Linked DNA regions of Homo sapiens: region 2 is linked to region 1. A link is an interaction called in ENCODE POLR2A ChIA-PET data of the cell type or tissue named here. Cell type or tissue: PC-3. All regions are shown on one strand. Each heading gives the region's core, and the rest is flanking DNA. Links, peaks and the distances in the headings are about the cores only.

Region 1 (4,393 bases), core at 328-4,327:
CCCCTGGCCTGGACCCTGGGGGCAAAAGCTCTTAGCACAGAGCCTGGTGCTCAGAAGTGCCCCATAAATGTTGTCTGAATGAATGAATAAAGGAATGAAATAAGGAAGGAACCAGCATTTTTTTTTTAATAGAGTCTCAGTCTCACTGTGTTGCCCAGGCTAGGGTGTAGTGGTATGATCATAGCTCACTGCAACCTTGAACTCCTGGTCTCAAGTGATCCTCCAGCATCGGCCTCCCAAAGTGTTGGGATTACAGGCATGCGCCACCGCGCCCAGCCAGGAGCCAGCTCTTAATGCTGTTATATGTTGTTTTACTGGTTGTGTTTTCTTCATTTTTTTTTTTAAGTTAGGAGTGCAAGGTTGTGTTTTCTGGTTTATTTCTGCTCTTATCTTTGTTTCTAGATTCTTATTTCTTTTCTTGTACTCTTTTTCCCCTCCATTAAGAACCTAATTTATATGCTGCAGTCATTTAATTTTTTAAATAACAAAAGTATTTAAAACTATGAAATCCTTCTAAGTACAATTTGGGGCACCTTAATATAACGTACAGGATTCATTTTACTTTACTTTTTTGATACAGGGTCTCGCCCAGGCTGGCGTTCAGTGGTGTGAACATGGCTCATTGCAGCCCTGACCTCCCAGGCTCAAGCAGTCCTCCCACCTCAGCCTCTAGAGTAGCTGGAACTACAGGAGAGTGCCAACAGGCCCAGCTAATTAAAAAAAAAATTGTAGAGACAGGGTCTCCCTATGTTGCCCAGGCTGGTCTTGAACTCCTGGACTCAAGTGATCCTTCTGCCTTGGCCTCCCCAGGTGTTGGGATTAGGTGTGAGCCACCACACCTGGCCCCAACAAAATGTTTTAAAAGCTGGTCCTTTGTCTCTGTGTCTGGACACACTCCCACTCCCGCAGGCCAAACAGGGCGGGGATGAGCTTGGCAAAGGGGATGTGGGAACCAGGGGCTGGCCTGGCTGGGTCTGAGCTGACTGAGGACCAGGCACTTGGAAACTGCAAATAGGGATAGAGCTGGGACTGAAAGTGGAAAATGAGCCACTGGATCAGGGTGCACAGGAGGCCGCAGTGGTTGAGGTTGAGGGTAGGTGTCAGCAGTAAGAACCCAGGGCCACTGAGTCTCAGCCAGGCTGCACACTAGAGTCACCCAGGGGAGGCCCACCTCAAGATGACAACAGGTCCAGGAGGCTCGGGCACTGGAATGATGTTTAAAAGAATTCCCTCTTCCCGCCAGGTGCTCCCTTTTACAGTCTGGAGGGAACACTGCCACCCACGACTCCCACAAGATCGGCGGGGCCTACGGGCTCTTCCTGCCTGGCACCCCACCCAGCTCCTCCTCCTTGCCTGCAATCTCTACCCCTACCCAGCTGGTGCTCCAGTGCGGCCACCTGATTATCTGCATTTTCCTTTCAAAATAATTCCATTTGGGGCCCCAAAGCAATCTATGTTCACTGTAGCAAATCCTGAAAACAGAGAAAAGCACAAAGAAGAAAACAGAGAAAAGCACAAAGGGGAAAACAGACGTTTTCCGTTTTTCCCCCAATGATTTGCAGCAATCTGCGGCAGTTTTCAGCCTCTGCAGGTTCCCAAACGTGACTTGGCTCCTGCTCTTTTCCCTTTGGTGTTAGCATCTGTTCCGGCACGGTTGAGGGATTCTTCAGACTCCGCCAGCTTTGCCTCTTTTGTAGCCAAACATTTATTGAGCACTTACTGCATACTGGGTACTACATGAGGCCACAGGGACCCAAAGGTCTCAGCAAAAGCTCGTGGAGCCTTCAGGCCAGTCCAGGAGGAGGAGGCCTGACACCCTTCAGCGGGTCATTTTAAAGGCTCTTGTGCATGGACCCTGTATGACATTTTTCTTTTTCTTTTTTCCTGGAGATTCATGTGTTGGTCTTTGTTATGGCTGAGGTTTAGTTTCAGACAATTTTTCTAGGCTTTCCTGGCATTTAAGGGAGGCTGTGACTGTGTCCTCTGCCACTTTTCCACACTTCGTCCCCCAAAATATCTCAAGAAAAGTCAAGTCACCCTTTCTCCTTTAACCCTTTAGTAGATTTGGACGTGCTGCCTCCACCCAGCATGGTGACGTCATAACCTGGGGCTCCCATCTGCCCCTTTCTACACTTGGCATGAGGTCGCCTGACTCTCACCCCTCATGGGCAGAGGCAGGGCAGCTGCAGGGTGGGAGGGACAGTTCTGGCCCTGAAAGGGGCCTTCAATGGAAAGTTGTCTTCCCTGCTCAGCCCCATTCCTGCTGCTCTCTTCAGAGCTGTAAGAACTGGGCCAAATGGTGCCCACACCTTCCAAGCCAACCTCAGATGAACTCAGGGTCAACAGGGAAGCTACTTCCCATGCTAAGCTGAGGGTTCTGTCTCTGGCAACCTGAATCATCCACTCACACAGAGGCTGAGTTAAATTAACCCCGCATTCAATGAGGGCCGGCCACCTGCACAGTCTTGTGGGGGCTGCAAAAATGCATGAGACTTGGCCTCCACCCTCACTCATGGCCCAGACTAGGGAGCAGCAGACACATGCTCAGTGTGGTCAGAGTTTACAGGGGCTTTAAGAAGAGAGAGGGGAATCCAGGAAGACTTCCTGGAGGAGATGGCAACTGAACTTGGATTTAAGGGAAGGGAAGAGATAAGGAGAGAAGGACATTCCCCACCATGGGACACAGGGCAGGGTATGGCAGAACCCAGGGGCCCCCAGAGGTGCATGGGCGGGGAACCCCAGACGGGGAGCAGCAGATTCAGGCTAGGGGGAAGGGAGCACCTTGTGGGTGCTGCTTGTTATGTGACTTGAGGAGATCCTGGATGGCAGTCTGGGTGCTGGAGCAGGATGGGGGTGCATGGGTGGGCAATGGGAGAAAAGGCAGGAAAGGCCAGTGAGGGCCCCTCTGGGGTCTTGGGCAGCACCAAGGCCAGGCACCCTGGAGAATGAAAGTCACGGTGGTCCCAAGATGGGGCTTCTGGAGGCGACTTTCGAGAACCGAATGAGGACTGGAAAGTCTGGAGACGAGGGAGCGCATTGTCCCCAGTGGAAGCGCAGGACAGTTTCCCTCAGCTGCGGTACAGGACAGAGGCCCTGGGTCACCTGTGAGTTATTTCCCCAAGGTCTCTAACCAGGCCACTGTGGTGGATGAGGGTCCAGAGAGCCTCTTCCACTACAAGCTCCACATGCCTGAGCAGGAAAAGGCCGGACCTTAATTTAACCCGGATCGTTTGCCATCAGGAGGGAGATTCTGAGATGTTCTCTTCCTTCCCTCCCTCCTGTGTTCCAGGGAGCTCTGCCCTTGTCCCCACAGCCACAGGGGAGCCACTGTCTGTCCTTTCCTCGATGAGAGGAGGTGCTCTGGGGCACAGCCGAGTCTTCTCCACCTCTGTGCACCGCCTGGCACGCAGGGACTCTCAAAAGAGGCCTGATGCACAGAGGCAGGGTCTACACATGCGTCCCTTTTAACCCGACCGTCCATTTCCATCCCGATGGGATGTGACACTGCACTCACAAGCTTGTTCGGGGGCAGGGGGGATCCTGGGTGGGGGGAGGTGGCAGGGTTTGAGGCAAGGTGCCCATGTGCACTGGTGGCCACCCTCCGTCCAAATGCCCCAGGCTCAGACCCAAGTGATAAGAACTTCAATGGTGTGGAGAGCGCCTGCGTGGGGGAGGCAAGCTGACACGCAGGCCCAGGGTTCCAGAAAGCCCCCTAGCTCCCCGAGGCCCAGTGCCCAGAAGGCCCAGCACATCTGCAGCCTCAGAGTGAGCTGTGGTCCTTCTCACCCCCAGCCTCCTCTTCACCCTTCCCCAGCTCCCCAGTGCTGGGTGGCGGGAGCGGGGTCCTGGGCTGAATTGTGGTCCCCGCAAATTCACATGTTGAAGCCCTAACCCCCCTCCCCAACACCCCCGTACCTTAGAATGTGACTCTATTTGGAGACAGGGCCTTTAGAGAGGTGACTAAGTGAAAAATGAGGTCATCAGGCTGGGCCCTAAGCCATGGTGGGTTTTTTTGGTTTGTTTTATTTTGTTTTGAGACAGAGTCTCGCTCTGTTGCTCAAACTGGAGTGCAGTGGCACTATCTCGGCTCACTGCAACCTCTGCCTCCTGGGTTCAAGCGATTCTCCTGCCTCAGCCTCCTGAGTAGCTGGGATTATAGGCGCGCACCACCACCACGCCCAGGTATTTTTGTATTTTTAGTAGAGACGAGGTTTCACCCTGTTGGTCAGGTTGGTCTCGAACTCCTGACCTCGTGATCTGCCTGCCTCAGCCTCCCAAAGTGCTGGGATTATAGGCGTGAGCCACTACGCCCAGCTGCCATGGTGTTCTTATAAGAAGATGAGCATGCGCAGAGCTACCAGGAGCACACACAGAGGGAAGACTGCAGCGGTGC
Region 2 (4,393 bases), core at 170-4,169, 71 kb before region 1:
AATAAGTTGAACAATAAGAATTTAAGATGCATTTTTGCATTTGCTATATTTCTTTAAATTCTAGATAGTTATTTTCAAGTGTTGGTAAACATAAATCTTAGGCTTAGGAACCATTGGATTAGTAACAGCATTATGCTAATCAAAACTTTAAAAAAATGAGTTCAAAATTGTTATAATGTAATTTTATAGATTTTCTTTTATCCTCAACCTGCAGAAGCCGGAAAGTGAGGCACATAGCCCCACATAGGCAGAAATTAAAGCCTAGGCAATAACTTAGTGAAAATGGAATTTTCAGAACATTCCACTTCTTGTTTAGTACAATTTTATGGCCATGGTGCTAGCTAATGGAAATGGCTAGTATACTATTTATAGGCCAGCAATATTTTGGTGAATTTAAGCGAAACTATGCTCAGTATCATTGAAATGGGGGTGGGGTGGGCTTGAGACATGAAATCAATCATACAAAGTCAAAAACTATTTTAACCCAGGAATAAGTTAAATTCCTGTCACCCAGTTAGCATTTTCTTTCCATTTTAATGTTTGTCAGAAAGGGAATAACTAACCAAAACTGAACTGTTGACTTTTCTAGCCAAACGAATGTGATACATTTAAAAAATGACATTGCAAGCAGGTGTGACATGGCATTAATTGAATAAAGTAAAAATACATATTTGCAGGTAGAGTTTAATTTTATTGTGTGCTTTTAAGTGTGTGGCTCTCTGTTTTTACCCCTTAACCCTCTCTACTTTTTGGTGAAACAAATCTAGTAGACATTGGTTCTTAGACCCTAGAAAAAACGACCCCCGTAAAAACTATTTAGTTTTAGCTTTTCATTCAAGGCCTCTTTGTCACGCTTACTTGATCTGGCCCAGAGTGGAGTAATGAATGAGATGCCTGCTTTATGTGAATAACAAATTTGAATCTCATTGCTATGTTAGTAATTTTATGCTGTACACCTGGCCCTTTCAATCGGGGCGGGGGGAGGGGTGGGGGGAGCAATTCAGCAACCCTCCTTGCTACCTTTAACTGTAAGATTACTCCAAAAGATAATCCCCTAGGGCCCTGCTTTGGAGAGGAGGGGATTACAGAGGCACTCTGTCTACCACTTTAGCTTTTCTACTCTTTCTTTCTGGCTGTGGGATGCATAAACCCTGAGTTCATCTCAACATCAAATAAAATTCAAATGGAAGCTTCAGTGATAATCCTTATTTTCTAGGTAGGAGAGTCTTAAGTTCTTTCATCCTTTTTGCAGTTGCCTATTGGATAGCAGATATCTCAGTCATGCTTTAGTTTTCTAAAAACACTAATGATGTAAACCACTGCAGTAGTAATAAGCTGAAATTAGTATGCGGATTTAATATTTCTTAAGTGTTTGTTAATGTTTATCCTCTGCATTTGCAGCCTTTTAGACTGCAGGATAGGAAATGTTCATTTTTTCTCAAGGGAGAGTGCCTGCATTTAAGGAGCTAGGTGAAATTACATGTGTTTGTGTGTTATGTTTTTCTTTTTCCAAATGGAACACTGTGATTGGGATTAATATTTTAAGCTCTTTGCATTGATGATGGGTTGCAGGACATGTCCAAATGCCTGCTGTTGGATACTAGCTTGATTACAGAATTTCCCAAGATCTTAAGTAGATCCTTCCTGAGTATCCAGTGCTTTCTTTTTTGTGGCTGGGAATGCAGGCCAGCCACAGTCCCTTTCTGATGTTTATGCTCTTGACCTCTGTATACCTCTATGTTCTTGACAACATTTCCATGTTAATAATGTGTTGCCTGTTGACTTCAATTTTGATTTGGGGGCTGAATTACTCCAGGAAGATTCAGGTTTCTATAAGAAAATCAATAACATTCATGTTAAAGCTGAATAGCATTTAAATATATACACCTGCAGACATGAGAAACAAGACAGGCTGTTATAGCAGTAGTAGTTAGCTATATGGATCGTGACATTACTGGTGATTTTACTTGACATATTCTTCTTTAGACTTTGTATAAGAAAGATAAATGTTTTGAAATGAGACTTTGTTAGAGAATGGCAACATTTTATCTTGACAAGTGTTCTTGCAGTTAAATCTCATAATCCCTACCAGAAAAACTTAATCAAATGGAGAGTCAGTCAACCCGTTACTTAAACGTAGTACCTTCTAGAACACGTGAAGGCACTACCATATAAATTATATATACCATATATAAATCAAATATACCATATAAATTATATATACCATATATAAATCAAATCACTGCCATAATTTAATGCCGAAATAAAAACAAACAGCATTTTTAAACAGCATTTTTCTATTGAAAGGAAACTTTTTCATCTAAACCAGAACTTCTGAAATCTAGAATACCTATAACATGCCTGAAGTTATACATCTGTTAGTTAATACCAACCTGAATCTTAAATTCTTTTGATTTTTCTTGTTCTTTGTCATACCATATTTGTTTAGCCTTTTTGAGGTTTCCCCTGTGTAGTAAATCCTTACTAGCATTCAGGAGGGTATTTGGTTTTATGGGGGTTTCTTTTTAATATAAAACTATTACCTAAAATGTAAAGAAAATTTCAGAATAGTTTTACAACTGTAACACTCTTTGTCTTGTTGTTATCTGTGTATGTATATTTTTAGTCACTACAACTATATTAAACTATTATTTTTTTCTCTTGAAATCTCTTCTTCCATAAGAGAAGAAATATCCTTTATGATTCTTTTTAATATTTTGATTTGGTGTACCACAACTGATAACTATAGTTATAATGCTTACAACATTTAGATTATTGATAGATATCATTGCAGTGACCACCTTTGTGAATAAGATTTTTGGGGCTGTGTTTGTTGAGTTACTCCTTTAGGGTAGATTTTTAAAAATTGGTTAGAATATTTTGTCAGAAGATAGGAATATCCTTATAGCTCTTGCTGCTTAATACCGTGTTGCTTTCCAAGGGAAATCTGCATAGAGCTTAAGGCAATGTGTCTATGCCAGATTTACTGTAATTTTTGATAGCATTGACAATTGTTCAAGATGTTTGTGATATCTTAGTAGATGTACAGGATATCCAACAAAAAAGACAGCCTTTTCTCGGTGTTCACTCATTGTAGCATACTTATATGACTTGTCTGTGTATATAGTTTGATCTGTATTTTAGGATAATTTGTATTAAAACTTTTAGATTATCTTCCCAATCTGTTTTTTGTTTTTGTTTGTTTTTTGTTTTGTTTTGTTTTGGAGACAGTCTCTCTCTCTCTCTTTCCCAGGCTGCAGTGCAGTGGCGTGATTTGGCTCACTGCAACCTCCACTTCCTGGGTTCAAGTGATTCTTGTGCCTCAGCCTCCCGGAGGAGCTGGGATTACAGACAGGCGCCACCATGCCCAACTAATTTTGTATTTTTAGTAGAAATGGGATTTTACCATGTTGGCTAGGTTGGTCTCGAACTCCTGACCTCAGGTGATCTGCCTGCTTCAGCCTCCCAAAGTGCTGGGATTACAGGCATGAGCCACCACACCCAGCCTCAGTCTGTTCTTTTTGATGCTTGTCTAGGACTACTTTCAGGTTCAGTCCTTTGGTGTTTTATCCTTGGGGGTATAAAGACAAAAGAAATCAGTATTGAAAAGTAGAATTTCAGCCTCAAAATATTTACCTTGAAAGCATTTGTAGGAAGCATTTATAGGAATATTTACCTTGAAAGCTTTTATAGGAAAGAGAACTTCAGCGTGCCCCAGAGTCAGTTCAAGTGTAAGGAGACAGGTTAGGTGTGGTGGCTCACACGCCTATAATCCCAGCATTTTGGGAGGCCGAGGAGGGCAGATCAGTTGAGGTCAGAAGTTCAAGAACAGCCTGGCCAACATGGTGAAACCCCATCTCTACTAAAAATACAAAAATTACATGAGCATGGTAGTGTGTGCCTGTAATCCCAGCTACTCAGGAGGCCAAAGCAGGAGAATCGCTTGAACCAGGGAGGTGGAGGCTACGGTGAGCTGCTATCATGCCACTGCACTCCAGCTTGGGCGGGATAGCGAGACTTCATCTCAAAAAAATAAAGTAAGGAGTCAAAGACCCATAGCCTTTCTGGGATAGTTCAACAATTGCTAGAACTGAGGGATAGCTGCATCTGTTGCTTTATTGCCTATACCTCAGAGGTGCTATATGACTGGCATTCATACTGTTCCTATCCGTTTTGAGCCTAGTAAATATATAATTTGTTTTGAATACTGCAAATCACACTTTTTCTATTCTTTCTCATCTGTTATTTCATTTTATATTCTAAACATATTTGATTTGAATACTCTAAAGACAATAGTTAGTATCTGATAGCATCAGATAATTAGATTCATTGAGATTTTATTAACTTTGTTTTCTGTCAGGGAAAAATGTGTGTGTGTGTTTATTTATTTATT

What was found. ChIA-PET counts read pairs that join two places held together with the same protein. Peaks named below come from ENCODE experiments on the same cell type or tissue, not always from the same donor. Only the 100,000 strongest peaks of a DNase experiment are listed, where the experiment ranks them.
Region 2: POLR2A ChIA-PET joins it to region 1 with 10 read pairs; 2 of 35 experiments call an interaction of 5 or more read pairs at or near these places.

What each region holds. Positions count from the first base shown.
Region 1 is chr17:45,997,401-46,001,793 of GRCh38, reverse strand. All of the region lies in intron 9 of MAPT (microtubule associated protein tau), which reads right to left. STH (saitohin) reads right to left here and starts at 2,544. Exons shown (of 1, transcript NM_001007532.3): 1 at 2,100-2,544. The coding sequence starts at 2,514. The coding sequence ends at 2,128. In PC-3, for the core only: no CTCF peak of the experiment used is centred there; no DNase peak of the experiment used is centred there.
Region 2 is chr17:46,068,577-46,072,969 of GRCh38, reverse strand. The region is part of intron 4 of KANSL1 (KAT8 regulatory NSL complex subunit 1); the gene reads left to right. Among named protein-coding and RNA genes, the nearest start is that of STH, 72 kb to the right of the region's middle. In PC-3, for the core only: no CTCF peak of the experiment used is centred there; no DNase peak of the experiment used is centred there.